Linked DNA regions of Homo sapiens: region 2 is linked to region 1. The links are chromatin loops, found by intact Hi-C in ENCODE. Cell type or tissue: CD14-positive monocyte. All regions are shown on one strand. Links, peaks and the distances in the headings refer to the core of each region. The heading gives the core; the rest is flanking DNA.

What was found. Hi-C counts contacts between places; a loop is a spot of excess contacts. Peaks named below come from ENCODE experiments on the same cell type or tissue, not always from the same donor. Only the 100,000 strongest peaks of a DNase experiment are listed, where the experiment ranks them.
Region 2: it touches region 1 in a loop (2.1-fold over the local background); 3 of 110 quality-filtered maps call a loop at or near these places.

Annotation. Positions count from the first base shown.
Region 1 is chr18:271,573-279,886 of GRCh38, reverse strand. No RefSeq gene overlaps it. Among named protein-coding and RNA genes, the nearest start is that of THOC1, 7.7 kb to the right of the region's middle. In CD14-positive monocyte, for the core only: no CTCF peak of the experiment used is centred there; a DNase peak (open chromatin) is centred at 4,176.
Region 2 is chr18:492,986-500,159 of GRCh38, reverse strand. The region is part of intron 1 of COLEC12 (collectin subfamily member 12); the gene reads left to right. Among named protein-coding and RNA genes, the nearest start is that of COLEC12, 4.1 kb to the left of the region's middle. In CD14-positive monocyte, for the core only: a CTCF peak has its summit at 2,989; a DNase peak (open chromatin) is centred at 2,999; H3K4me3 peaks cover 1,089 bases; H3K27me3 peaks cover 2,803 bases.

The DNA of each region.
Region 1 (8,314 bases), core at 1,873-6,872:
GTCTCTGTCACCAGACTGGAGTGCAGTGGCACGATCTTGGCTCACTGCAACCTCCACCTCCCGGGTTCAAGCGATTCTCCTGCCTCAGCCTCCCGAGTAGCTGGGATTACAGACATGCGCCCCCCATGCCCAGCTAATTTTTATGTTTTTAGTAGAGACAGGGTTTCACCATGTTGGCCAGGATGGTCTTGATCTCCTGACCTCAAGATCCTCCCACCTCGGTCCCTCAAAGTGCTGGGATTACAGGTGAGAGTCACTGCACCCGGCCTATATACCTTTATTATCTTTTAATTTTCTATGTAAATAATCATGTCATCTGCAAATAAAGATGCTGTACTTGTGCCTTTTCAATCCTGTGCCTTTTGTTGCCTTTTAAAATCTTAATTCAATGGCTAAGACCTTCATTATAATGTTGAATAAAACTGGGTGAACGTGGACATCATCTTGTTCTAGGCTTTTTAGGGGCAACGATTTTAATATTTCACTATCATGATGTTAGATAAAGATTTTTAAAGACATCTTTTATCAGACTGAAAATTTCCCATCTATTTCTAGTTGGCTGAGTTTTTAAAAATCGTGAATAGACATTGAATTTCATCACCTTTCCTGCATTTATTAAGATGCTTATATTTATATTTTTCTCCTTTATTCTGATAACAGTGAATGATATAGACTGACTCCAGATGTTAAATCAAGCCTATATTCCTGGAATAAACCTTACTTGGTCATGATATACTATCCTTTTCAAATTTTATTGGATTTCTGTTTTTTTAGGTTTTTAAGACAGAGTCTTGATCTGTCACCCAGGCTGGAGTGCAAGGGCATCATCTTGGCTCACTGCAACCTTTGCCTCCTAGGTTCAAGCAATTCTTGTGTTTCTGCCTCCCGAGTAGCTGGGATTACAGGTGCAAGCCACCACGCCCAGCTAATTTTTGTATTTTTAGTAGAGATGGAGTTTCACCATGTTGGCCAGGCTGGTCTCAAACTCCTGACCTCAAGTGATCCACCCGCCTTGGCTTCCCAATATGCTGGGATTACAGGCATAAGCCACCGTGCCCAGCCAGGACTTCCTTTTTTCTTTTGGGACTTTTATACCTAAGTTCATAAGGGATATTTATCTGTAATTTTATTTTCTTGTAATGTACTTTTAAGGTTGCGATATCAGAGTTATGCTAGGTTCACAAAACAAGTTGGTAGATGGTTTCTCACTGTTTATTCTCTAAAGACCTTGTGTAAGATTGGTATCATTTCTTCCTTAAATGTATGGTAGAATTTACCAACGCAGCCATCTAGACCTAAAGTTTGCTCTGGAGAAAGCTTTTGATTACCAATTGCATTTCTTTAACAGATATAGGACTATTCATATTTTCTATTTTTTCTTTGTCAGTTTTAGTAACTTGTGTTTTACAAAAATTTTCTGTCTTCTAAATTTTCCAATTTATGGGCCTAAAGTTTTTCATAATAACCTATTATTATTATTATTATTGAGAAAGGGTCTTGCTCTGGAGTGCAGTGGCACTATTGTAGCTCCCTGCAGCCTCCAACTCCTGGGCTCAAGCAATCCTCCCGACTCAACTTCCCAAGTAGCTGGGACAACAGGTGTGTGCCACCATGCCTGGCTAATTTTTTTAATTAATTTTTTTGTAGAGATAGGGCCTCCCTGTGTTGCCCAGGATGGTCTCAAACTCCTGAGCTCAAGTGATCCTCTTGCCTCAGCCTCTCAAAGTACTGGGATTACAGGTGTGAGCCACCATTCCTGGCATATCATATTATCTTTTTAATGCCTGTAGGATCTGTAACAATGTCCCTTTTTCATTTCTGATATTGATAATTTTGCTCCTCTATTTTATTCTTGATTATATTGCTAAAGGTTAATTTATTAATCTTTTCAAAAAACCAACTTTTGGTTTTGTTCATTTTGTCTATTATTTGTTTTCTATTCTGTTGTCCTTATATTTATTATTTACTTGTCTACTTTCTTAGGGTTTCATTTGCTCTTCTTTTGCTCACTTCTTGAGATGGACATTTACTAAATTGATTTTAACCTTTCTTCTAATATATGCATCCAAGGTATACAAATTATACTACAAAATAAAATATGGTAAAGCTATAGATTTTGCTCAGTCATTGCTCTAGCTGCATCCACAAATACTACTAAGTTTCTGGGTTTGTTTGTTTGGTTTTTGATGTTTTGAGACAGGGTCTGGCTCTGTTACCCAGGCTGGAGTGCAACGGCATGATCTTGGCTCACTGCAACCTTCAACTCCCAGAATAAAATCATCGTCCCACCTCAGCCTTCCAAGTAGCTGAGATTACAGTCTCATGCCATCACGCCCAGCTAATTTTTGTATTTTTGGTAGAGACGGGATTTCACCGTGCGGCCCAGGCTGGTCTTGAACTCCTGGGCCCAAGTGATCTGCCTGCCTCAGTTTCCCAAAGTGCTAGGATTACAGGCGTGAGCCACTGCACCCAGTCATATTGGTAAGTTATCATTATCATTACCATCAGTATACAATATTTTCTAAATTCCCTGGTGATTTCTTCTTTGACCTATGCTCTTTCAGGATTTTGTTGCTTAATTCCCAAATAGTTGATTTTTCTAGATATCCTTTGTTTTTCATTTCTAAATTCCATTATTGTAAGAGAACGAATTCTGTATCATTTTAATCCTTTGGTTGTTTTGAGACTCACATTATGACCAAGCATATGGTCTATTTTGGTGAATGATCCATGTGTACTTGAAAAATTCATTCTGCATTTGTTGGGTGTACTGTTTTAGAAATATCAATTATGTCAAGTTTGAAAATAGCGTTCAAATATTGTATGTTTTTATATATGTTCTATCAAATACTGAGAGAAATGTATTAAGATCTCCAACTATAATTATAGATTTCTCTATCCTTTCAGTTCTGCCAATTTTTGCTTCATATGAGGTTTTGTTTTTAAATAGATCCATGTTTAGGACTGTTATGTTTTCCTGATTAGATTATTGTTTAATTATTAAGAAATTAGCTTCTTTACTTCTGATAATACTCTTCATCTAGAAGGCTGCTTTTTCCTCAATATAGTAATACTGTATTTCTCATGATTAGTGTTTGCTTATTTTTCCATTCTTTTACTTTAAGCCTATTCTTATTTTTAAAGTGTATTCTTTTGAACAGTTGGTAGTTGAAACTTGTTTTCTCTTTTTTCTTTTTCTTTCTTTATTTTTTGAGACAGGGTCTTCCTCTGTCACCCAGGCTGGTGTGCAATGGCACCACGGTAGCTCACTGCAGCCTCGAACTCCTGGGCCCAAGCAGTCCTCTCACGTCAGCTTCCCAATTGGCTAGAACTGCAGTGGCACACCACCATGCCTGGCTGATTTTTATTGTTTAAGCCAGGCTGATCTCAAGCAATCCTCTTGCCTCAGCCTCCCAAAGTTCTAGGATTACAGGCATACCTGGCCAGAGGCTTGTTTTCTTAATCCAGACTGATAGTATATGATTTTTATTTGATATTTAGTCTATGTACATTTTAATAAACATTTTATTGTGGAATAACATTGTATGTACAGAAAAGATGCAAAAATACTACAGAGAGGTCCTGAATACCCCTCACCCATTCTCTACAAATGTTAATATCTTATATAACCATAGTACATTCATCAACACTAAAAAACCAAAACTAGCACATTACAATCAAATAAATTCCAGACTTTATTTGGGTGTCACCAGTTTTTCCATTAATGTCCTTTTTCTGTTCCAGAATCCTATTCAGGATTCCATATTGCATTTATTTTTTATTCCACCAATTTTATTATTATTCTACCATTTACTTTTAATGCAATTACTGATACGGATAGGTTTAAGTCTGTCAGCATGCTATTTGTTTTCTACTTGTCCCATCTTATCTTGTTCCTCCTTTCCTGACATCTTTTGGTTAATCAAGTATTTTTTAGTATTCTGTTTTATCTAGAGACTTGCCTGTGCTACTATATCTTCCTGGCCCTCATTGACAAATTCTCCCTGGTGGCCCCCACTGAGCATCCAGACACCAAAGACAAAGATATTTTTTAAATGTTGCTCTGCTCCCCCCACAGGGCTCAACACTCAAGTTTCAAGGCTGCCTCTCCCCACTGAAGACTGGCTTGCTGGCGGCAGTGGAAGGAAGGGGAACCGAAGACAGGAGGACATGGCTGGCCAGGCCAGCTCTGGCTGTAACAACTGTCATGTGACAGACCAAGCAATATCAAAGAACTAGAGTTCTCAGAGCAAGAAATGTCACTGGAGCAAGAACTAGCAGAGGGAGTCACAGATAGGGAACACCCAATAGTGAGTTGTGAAACTTTTTTCAGTTTCTACACTATCAATAATAATAATAAAAAATCCACTATACTAAATTATCTTTCTGGTTCTTTTAAATTAAAATATTATATAATCATTGTCATATAATGAGGTGATCAAAGAATATGCAGCCAAAAATGTTGGGGGAGGCCAAGTGCAGTGGCTCATGCCTGCAATCTCAGCATTTTGAGAGTCCAAGTTGGGAGGATCACTTGGCCCAGGAGTTTGAGACTAGCCTGGGCTACGTGGTGAGGCCCCATCTCTTAAAAAAAACAAAATGTTGGGAGAAAGTACTACAGAGAGATATCAGGCAGTTAATGTTATTCTGGATTTTATAACATTTGTGACATCCATAATGTATCACCATTTCTATTGTCATTCCAAATCAATATTCACTTTCATTTTGTATTCGTAATTTTTAATTATTCTTCTTAAAGACCCCCCCTTCCCAAATTGTGTGAACATCAGCCTAGATCGACCTTTGCTTTATGTCTGATTTTGTTTCTACCATTCTAATTTATAAAATATATACATGCATATATGTACAGTACTTACACATATTTTCACATTCTCCTTCTCTCTCTCTCCCACACACACACAAACACACACACACACAGAGAGAAAGAGAGATTTATTTTGTAGTCTGCTTTTTGTTCTAACTCTTGTTATATGAGCTACTTTTTTTTCATTTTCTCCAGTGAGCTTGGGGTGTACATATTATTTTGGATTCTACTAATGATTACCTTTTATGTTCTTAAGAAATATATCCTTAAACCTCTATTTTTTTAATTAGCCAAGACCCAATAAAGCAGTTTATTTTGGCTTTCCTTATTTAAGAGTATGATAACAATTCAGCCATTTTTCTGCCTTATATTGTACATCTCCTGGCCCTCGTTCACATCCTCTGGACCCAGTTTTACTGTAACCACTGCTATGGCAACGAGCTCCACACAGGTGAAACTGACAGCACTTCACTTCAGCTGCATCAATTTTTTTCTGCCTCAGGGCGTCTCTAATATCGTGCCATTGCCTAGAACACCTGAGGGAACCCTCCATTCAGTTACACGTGCATGACAGCAACATCCCATGCGTCAGCCATGCATGAAGGGGGTTGGAAGTCAATGAACACGCCCACACCTGTTCTGTCACAAGAATGGAGCGGGGTTGTGGGGGCAGGGGGTAGGGGTGAAGGGCAAGGGAGGAGTGAGAAATGTGCTGAGCAGTCCCCCAGTCCCTGCTATGAGGACTCAACAATCTTAGCCTTCCTTATGATCATCAACATTTAATGAAAAAGCACCAGTCCTGTGAGGGAAATCACGCTCCACAGAGTGGAAGCAAGGAGACCAGTGAAAGCAAATGATCCTCCACTGTTCATGCAAAACAATTAAGAACTTCTCAAAATCTTTTCTGTGTTCAACTAGATTCCAGATGGCTACTGTGTGCCGAGTGAACTTCCAGACTTGCGAAGTCCTGACCCACGTGGCCCTGCCGCCAGCTTCAATCCGCACAGCCCTCCATTTTGCTAACTGTCCTCCAGTCACACAGGCCTCCTGTCAGTTCCCAAGTAGGTGGACCTCCTTCCTAACATGAGCCATCGCACATGCTGCTCCTTCAACCTGGAGCGCTCATCCTTGCCTTCCCTTGCCAAACCCCCTTCCCATAAAATGATTATACAACTAATTCCTTTACATCTTTATGTTTTTGCTTAAATATCACTTCCTCACAGAGGCCTTTCCTAACAACCCTATTTAAAGTTAAATACTACCCAAGTATTCTCTACCTTAGTCTCTCATTTCTTTGACTTTGAGTGTTGCTGAGGCTAGGTTACTTAAGCACTTCGCCTCGGTTTTATCATCTGTAAAATGGGAATAAAGGATACCTACCTCATAAGGCTGAAAAGAAGATTAAATGAATAGCACTTAGAATTCAAGCACACAACAGTACTCAGTAGATGCTACCATTTACCACATAGTAAAATTCTTTTATATTTTTATTTATTTAAAAAACCTTGGCCAGCCACGGTGGCTCACACCTGTAATCCCAGCACTTTGAAAGGCTGAGGTGGGCGGATCACTTGGGGCCAGGAGTTTGAGACCAGCCTGGCCAACATGGCGAAACCCCATCTCTACTAAAAATACAAAAATTAGCTGGGCATGGTGCTGTGTGCCGGTAGTCCCAGCTATTCAGGAGGCTGAGGCACGAGAATCACTTGAACCCGGGAGGCCAAGGTTGCAGTGAGCCAAGATCATACCACTGCACTCCAGCCTGGGCGACAGAGCGAGACTCCGTCTCAAAAATAAATAAATAAATAACCCTGCTCCCACACAGAATAAAGGCCTCATTAGGGTAGTAACTCTTCTTTGTTCACAGTGCTAGGTTCACATATATTTGTTGAGAATAAACAAAGAAAATATTTTCTGAATACAAATAAAAAATTACTACATGATTAGTATCTTAGGGCAGTGTGGTGGCCATGATAATGCTCTACTCAGATCTTCAGCTGCGGGGACCACAGTTGACTGACAGCTCAAGCTGCTACCCTCTGGATCAACCACCACATTTGCACCAAGGCCATGCTTTCTGAGGGTCCCAGTCAATGAATGAGGATGGCAAAGGTACTAGTACAGGCCCATTCTGACAAACTGCAGGACTCTTTGCAAAGCCAACCCTTTCTTGGAATTGCACTGTACCCAGAAACTTCTTACCCAATCCACATTCCTTCCTTTTCTCCTCCTGTGAGTGTCAGACCTGCACTGCTGTCTGCAAGTTCTCCCTCCCTGCTCTTGCTCTCTCCTTAGTAAATCTCTTGCACATCCAATGTATGGTGTAATGTATCTGTGTCTGCTTCTATGTAGACCCAAACGAACACAATCCGGATCTTCAGAAGCAAATCCTGAGGTGATAATTCATAAGCAAATGATTTGTTAAGATAATACTCTCAGGGAGAGAGAAAAACAGGACAGGAAAGGGGAACAAGCCAAACAATGGTAGAATTTCAGGCAAATCCCTTGACTAACCCTGCAGGGAAGCTTGGCATGCCCGGGCAAAAACTGACCCACTATTCCATCTCTCACCTTGAATTATGCTCATTATGTGGTCCAACTGAGCCCACCAAACAGGATTTTACAATATATGCTAGATAATGATATATACAGTACCTGCAATATAATAAAATAGTGCTACATATATATTTCAATAATATTATACCTTTGCCTGGCAGATAGTAAGCACTCAATATATTGAACAAACAGTACAATATCAACAATATAAAATGCTTGAAAATTGCCACTATGCTATAAAAATACAGCCTCCCTACATAGCTTTCATGAAAATTACTCTTTTTCCAAGAAAATTTAAGCTCTAGAGTATAAAGGGCCGTCCTTTTCCTTTTTTTTTTTGAGATAGAGTCACACTCTGTCACCCAGGCTAGAGTGCAGTAGCACGATCTCTGCTCACTGAAACCTCCACCTCCCACGTTCCAGCGCTTCTCCTGCCTCAGCCTTCTGGGTAGCTAGGATTACAGGCGCGGCCAACACACCCAGCTAATTTTTTGTATTTTTAGTAGAGATAGGGTTACACCATCTTGGTCAGGCTGGTCTCAAACTCCTGGCCTCAAGTGATCCACCCACCTTGGCCTCCCAAAGTGCTGGGATTACAGGTGTGACTCACTGTGCCCGGCCATTTTTTTCATTTTTATTCTTCTCAGTTCCATTCCTCTCACAATGCAGGAGTCTCATTCTTTTTATTCAACTTTGCCACTCAAACATCAGTTCCCTTTAAATAAATATAATTATTTCAATCCACTTAAACTACAAATGAGAGAAAGGGAGAGATGGCTGGGGCCCAAATGCTGAAAAAGGCAAACCTGCAATCCAACATCCTAATGTGGCCGACCAGTAAGCATGGAGCAAAAAGCTTCCTTCTGCCTAGACAATAGTCAGGATAAGAACTAGAAGAAAAGCAGATTAAACTGCATCCTTAGTCCTTTCCTC
Region 2 (7,174 bases), core at 139-5,138, 220 kb before region 1:
CGGTCGCTTTTCCACGCCGCAGCGCTCCCCACGCTCGCCCAGTCCTCTCTCCTCCCGCCTCTAGCCGTTTCCCGGCCCGAGCGGTCCCCGCGCTGGCGGCCGGGTGTTTTCTCCGGGACTGGGGATGTTCTCCGTGCGCCCTCGCCACATCTGGCAATGATTAGGTGCCCGAGGAGTTCAGCTGGCTCGGGAAGTGCATTTGGCATCTTTCTCCATCAGATTCACCGACTGGAAAATAGTTGCCCTCGGTTCCGCGTCCCTTCCACGTGCCCGCCTTGGGGTGTGCCCACTGGTGTTTTGGGGTGACACACCTCAGCTGGTTAGTCGCCCCCTGCGCGGTGTCCTCTGCAGGCCGGTTTATGGAAGTGTCAGATGTTATCGTACTTTAGAAAGAAGCACGAGAAGGACTGCAGGGCAGCCTTCTGTTTAGTGGAAACACGGAGATTTGTCAGCGGAATCCTGATTTATGTATGAGATAAGTAACCGCAGCGGAGGCATCAAAGAGTCGTTCAGGAATGGGCCCGCGTGGTGTTTACACAAGGCTTCGTGTGAGAGTTGCTGGTTCTGTGCTAGGATAACACAGCCCTGCGTGGGTGCGAAATGCCATCTGACCGCGGTCACCCCGCTTCCAGCCGCCACAGACCTGGCGATGCAATCGCTTTGACTTCTAGGGTTGCCGTCCGAGGGAGGCGCCCGGGAAGCCCCAAGGCGCTTGGAAAGTAACTTTTGGCTCTGGAAAGTTTTTTTTCTGAAGGGCAGCTCCCGCGGAACTAACCGGAGCGATGATATCCTACCAATTCACTCCCTTTCCAAGGGCGTTAGGTGTCCACGTCGGGAGACCTCGGGAAGGGAGGTGACTGATGGCCAGGTGAAAAGTGGTCTGCCCCAGGGAAAAAGAAACAAAAGACACGATACAACTGCCTACCTAGAGAATTTCAAAATGCAGTGGCTTGCTTTCCTTCTGTCTCCATCTCAGTTTCTCTTCCCTCATTTACATTCTAGGAAATACACACATTCCTTAGCTGGCTCTGATTGAGGAGACTCCCTAGAAAGGAAAGAATTTCACATGGCTAAAAGTTATCTGGGGCTCAGTTATCATTTTAGCCAGAAGTGAATCTTCTCTGCTGGTCATTAAGACCAGTGGTTTTTAAAACTTGGGAAGATTAACCACCTACCCACTCCATCAGCTCCCACGTGGGTTCTTAAACCCTGAAACTTTTGTTATGCTTTTTACTGGGTAAAGGACCGCTATTGCACTTGAGACACTTTTCCACTTTACATTTGCACTGGAAAACATACCCAGAAGTCCTAAACACATTTTTGGAGAGATTTATGCTGCATTCTGGACCAGATGGTGGCCTACCCGCTGTGGTCTAGCGCTGCCCAGAAGCCCCATACACTTTCCGCCCCAGTCGGGGAGGTTGATGGAGGGACGGACTGGTGAATCCCCGGGTAGACTAATCATTTTGAAGCCCTCTTTTAAAAACGAAAATATTCCAGCGGGGCGCGGTGGCTCACACCTGTAATCCCAGCACTTTGGGAGGCCGAGGTGGGCAAGATCACTCGAAGTCAGGAGTTCGAGACCAGCCTGGCCAACATTGTGAAATCCTGTCTTTACTAAAAATACAAAAAATTAGCTGGGCGTGGTGGCAGGCACCTGTAATCCCAGCTACTTGAGAGGCTGAGGCAGGAGAATCACTTGAACCCAGGAGATGGAGGTTGCAGTGAGCCGAGATCGAGCCATTGCACTCCAGCCTGGGTGACAAGAGCGAGACTCCGTCTAAAAAAAAAAAAAAGAAAAAAAATATTCCATGAGAGTTTTGCCTACCAATTATTACCACGTAATCTGTATTTATTACATTTGTCTGAGTGGTGGGGTGGGGACGGGAGGGGCAGTAATAATTTTTTAGTACCTACTAAGTGCCAGCCACTGTACTATATACACTACAAACACATTGCAATTAATCCTCTCAACAGCCCTGAGAGTAGACATTTCAATCCTAACAGTATAGGTATGAAAACTGAGTCTAGAAGAAATAGGAACTGGCAACTAGGAGGATAGAGTAGGCATCTAAAGACAAGCCTTGTCAGTTACCCCGTGTGGCTTGGAAGGCCCTAAGACACCAAATAGATAACCTCTGGTGAAGATGACTGGAAAAAAAAGTGAATCTGAGACAACTAACTAGCCAAGTAACCCACAATTGGTGCTGTATCCAGGAAGAGGTGGAGCCAACCAGTTGCATGTGAGGCTTTGGAAGCCTAGACAAAAACGGAAAGCTGCTTTTACCAAGTGGAATTGTTTTGACCATTTGCCATAGGGAACCAACTAAAGATTTTCCCCGGGTTCCTGATTACATCAAATAGTTGTTAACTCCCCGTGCTTCAGAAAGCCAACATGATAGAAAGCAACGACAAGCCTTGTAAATTCTTAGAATAAACGTGTTAATCTAAAACATTCTTGGCCAGGTGCAGTGGCTCATGCCTGTAATCCCAGCACTTTGGGAGGCTGAGGCAGGCGGATCACCATATAGTGAAACCAGCCTGGCCAACATGTAATGAAACCCTGTCTCTACTAAAAAATACAAAAATTATCTGGGCCTGGTGGCGCATGCCTGTAGTCCCAGCTACTTGGGAAGCTGAGGCAGGAGAATAGCTTGAACCCGGGAGGTGGAGGTTGCAATGAGCCGAGATCGTGCCACTGCACTTCAGCGCAGGTGACAGAAGCAAGACTCTCTCAAACACACACACACACACACACACACACACACACACACACCCCATTCTTTAGCCAAATTGAAAATCAGTGGACACCATAGAAGTTAAAGAAGTTCATTTGCAAAAGCAAATATTCCTGTGCAAGTCAGATGCCTTTTTAGGGTACCAACGTGACTTTCTAATTCTGATATTTAAACCTGGATATGGCCTTTGTAGTGACCAGGCTCTTGGAGTGTAATCCTGCATCTGCCAGTCAGTCACAGCGCCACCTATCTGTTGCATTCAGCAAACATCCATTTCCTCCATCCCTGGAGTCACAAGTACCAAAATAATGACATCATTATATATTACCCAGAAGAAAATGACTTTCCCCGTTGCTGCAGTACTTGAAGTCTTCCAAACTGATTAAAACATGAAGTTTGTTTTAATTTATTTCCAATTTCATTTTCAATTAGCTGTACTACACCATCAATCTCATGGCTTTTTGGATACATATTCACATTCTTGACGAAGGAATCTGACTCCTCTAGAGTTACGTGTGTCGTTAACTAAATCACATTCTTGGTTCTTAAAGTTGGGGATATTGGTTAGTTTCAGTGCAGCAGCACTTGTTGCCTAAGAGACAACCAAAAACAGCTGCCACCACCCGGGACCACAGAGGTCCAAACCAGTGTTATAATTTAACACAGAGAGGAGGCTGGTGCCATGAAAACACAGTGTTCAGCTGCTTATTTTTGTACTTTTGTGCATAAATATTTCTGAAATACAGTTTGGCAATAATATATTTAAAATGCACTAGTAAGCAGTATACTTCTCCCAAAGTTTTTTGGGACTCACAGTCTTTTTGCTTTTTCAGTGTCTCTCTGAGATTTCTTGTTCTTAACTGGGATAAGCAAACAAGCCTATAAAGGCAATTGCATTTAACATTGAAAGAGTCATATTTTCTAAAGGAAAATGGAAACAAAATGAGGCCTTTTTCCCTTCACTGATTGGTAATAGGGGCTGCCCTTCTCTGGGAGGCAAATTTACAATCTAATTATACTTTTGACTTTTCATTAGTTTGGGAATGCTTGACATTCTTAATCTGAGGTTTAATTATTGCTAAGTATACATCTTCTCTGTGGTCTCCTATGCAATTTCCCACGGTTGTTCCAATGGCTCCAACCCTTTGCCATGTGGCTCATCCACTGATAATGGGGTGAATAGAAAAAGCTAGCCGATGATGGCTTTCAGGCTATGTCATAACAGAGTATCTCATTTTCCTACTAAATGCCTATTCTCATTATAATATTATTTCAAAACAACTCTTGCAACCGCTGCCAAATAAAGTTAAATGGACCTTGAAGTATTAGCTTTCAAATGGGAAAATGGACATTTAAATTTTGTGATAGAAAATATGTTTCACCCTGGGTAAAACCAGCATGTGGGTAATCTCTCAGGGAGGCCAGCCTAACACAGACTTCCCTTTAATAATAGCTAACATTTATTGAGCACCTGCCATGCCAGGCATTATCATTTCCTCCATTTTATGATAGGAAAACTTAGGTTCAGAGAGGTTGTGTTACTTGTCTAAGGGTACCCAGCTAGTTGGTGGCGGGGGGGATCAGTATTCAGGCTCAGACTGTCTGATTCCAGAATCACATGTGTAATCTCTAGCCCAGGCTCCCTCCTAGCTATGCCCTAATAATGCATTCAAGTCCTACATCTTTGTGAAGTCCTACTGTGTGCTGTCACGCTCCACTAGATACTGAGTGAGCAACGTAGACAAGGCGCTATCATCCGGACTTAGAACTGTAATGACCTAGCATCAAAGGTCTGAAGGATTGATGTGTTCTTCAGTCAGCCAGTGGAGGAGACGCTCTAAACTGGAGCTGTTGCAAAGATAAAGCAGATTTCAGGATTGCTTCCCTGTGTAGCTTATCTTCTGGGAGGTTTTGCTTACCGCTGATTGAATGAATGTGGATGGCCCACTGTAGCCACCAACTCTGAAAACGGCCCCTACACTCGTCTTGCTAACAGGTTTGCATTGAGAAAATGAAATATTGTCAGAAGTGCCATTTTCATGAACAGACTGTAACCACCGGTGAGTGATCAGTAAAAATAATGATACTACTAAGTATTTTAAACCAGGAACAGGGAAGTATAGACATTTTTCATAGAAGGTTCATTCTTTACTGCTGACAACAGAGTTTCTAACCACACCAACCATCCAAACCTTAAGGGAAGTAACTTCTTAGTCAAGCAGTGATTTGATTTCTTTTTCAGTGCATGACATTTGAAGAACCAAAACCAGCATCATACCTCAAAAAGGTCCTGCTGATTGCTTAAGGGTGTTTTGTAATTATACAGCAGTGAAAGCCAATATAAACATAAATTAGTAATCCCAAATTAAGATTCCAAAGAGATCCTAGGAGCTCTCTTAACTTCTGAATTTGTCATGAATATTCCATCAATACTCTTAAAAATAGAAAAGAAATGCATTTTTCAGCATGGGGGTTTTAAAATGAAATACACTTATTGGACTTGGATATATTAAACATGACTCCTTTATGCTTCCTGAATGATGGGATATCATACCTCAGTATCACGTGAGGTATTATTCACTAGCCTGTGACGTTGGATGTTTTACATTTGGTGTGAAAAACTCACTTGTCTCTGGCTCTGTGGAAGAAGCCACATTTCTTTTGCCCCAGTCATTTTCTTATGACAGAGAAATGTTAGGAAACTAGCTGATGTTTATAAAACAATTTATTATTCAAAGGCAAAACAGTCCTACTTTAAAGTAGATAATATATGCTTTAAAATATAACCATCTCATAAAATACAATTATGTTTAGTGATCCCAGGTGTTGAATCCAATCATTTCTGTGTGCTGGGCGAGGAGTGTGGGCTCTGAAACCAAGAGAGCCTGGGGACCTCAGGCAAGTCACTTAACCCCCTGGGGCCCCAGTTTCTTTATCAATGTGATGAGGGACAACAATGGCATCTACTTGATGTTGTTTAAGGATTAAATAGTTGTTTAGAATGGTGGCTAGTATGTAATAGGAACTCAAGTTGTTTTAGTAATTGTAATATTGTATTATAACCTGCTGCTTCCTCCCAGCAATAAGTTAATTGCCAATTATGAGCCATCTATGTTCATTTAATCAGTGATGTAGTTTAGACCATGAAGGCAAATGTTCAGTTCTGAAATGAAAGTAATTTTCAAATTGCAAATGTGTTAAAACAGACCTCAGGGATAGAAGGAGTGAGTTGTGCTCCACGTGGGGAAGTATTAGTATTGGTTGCATTCCAGCTGCCGTCACTGCTATCATCATAAAAAATGCAGGGATAATTCCCAAAGTGAAGTTTGTAATTGTAGTAATGAAACAGTTTTTCTATTTGTTATAGTAGTGGTAGAAAATTGATAAATATGTGTAAGTATATTTAGATTACCTAGGAGCACTGTTTTTTTTTTAGTACTATTGCTCACGTGCCTACTGATGACATGATATTTTTAAAGATCTGTGTTTCAAATCCAGTGTCCGGTTTTATCCAGTAAGGATATGACATCAAGGAATCACAACATTAAACAAGTTTGTCTCTAAATAAGTATTCGGACAGATGTATGTATAAGTATGTTTTTAAACCATATGATGTCATGTCTATTTCATCAGTAGTATTAGTTTTCCATTAAGCTGTCATATTTCTGTTTTATTATTTATAATTGGGCCACCAAGTTCTAACTAGCCTTCATTTATTCTTTAAACAAATATTTGGTATTAACTTTCTGTGTGCAAGGCCCTCTAGAAATGCCAAATAAAATGAATAAAATATAGCTTCTGTGCTCATGGAGCTTGCAGTCTGGTAGACAAGACAAGACTTATGCGTAAACAACTGGAATCCAAAGTAGAGAGTAGAACATGCCCTGTTTGAGGTTCAGATAATCTGGCTGAAGACAGGGACATTTTCATTTGCAGGAGAGATTTGAATTATAGTTCATATTTCAGATTACATTATATTTCATATCTTGAATTATATTTCATATTACATTAATAGGGCAAGCAACATTAAAGAAAAATGTCTTAAAAGAGAGGAGGGCTGAGCCTGATGACTCGTGCTTATAATTTCAGTGCTTTGGGAGGCCAAGATGGGAGGGTTGCTTGAGGCCAGGAGTTTGAGATCAGCCAGATCAACACAGCAAGATCCTGTCTCCACAGAAAATTTAATGGGTGCGGTGGTGAGTGGCTATAGTCCCAGCTACTTGGGAGACTGAGGTGGGAGGATCCCTTGAGCAGTGGCACAGTCTTGGCTCACTGTAACCTCTGTCTCTTGGGTTCGAGCGATTCTCCTGCCTCAGCCTCCCAAGTAGCTGGGACTGAGTACAGGTGCGTGCCACCATGGCCAACTAATTTTTGTATGTTTTGTAGAGACAGGGTTTTGCTATGTTGCTCAGGCTCGTCTCAAACTCCTAGCCTCA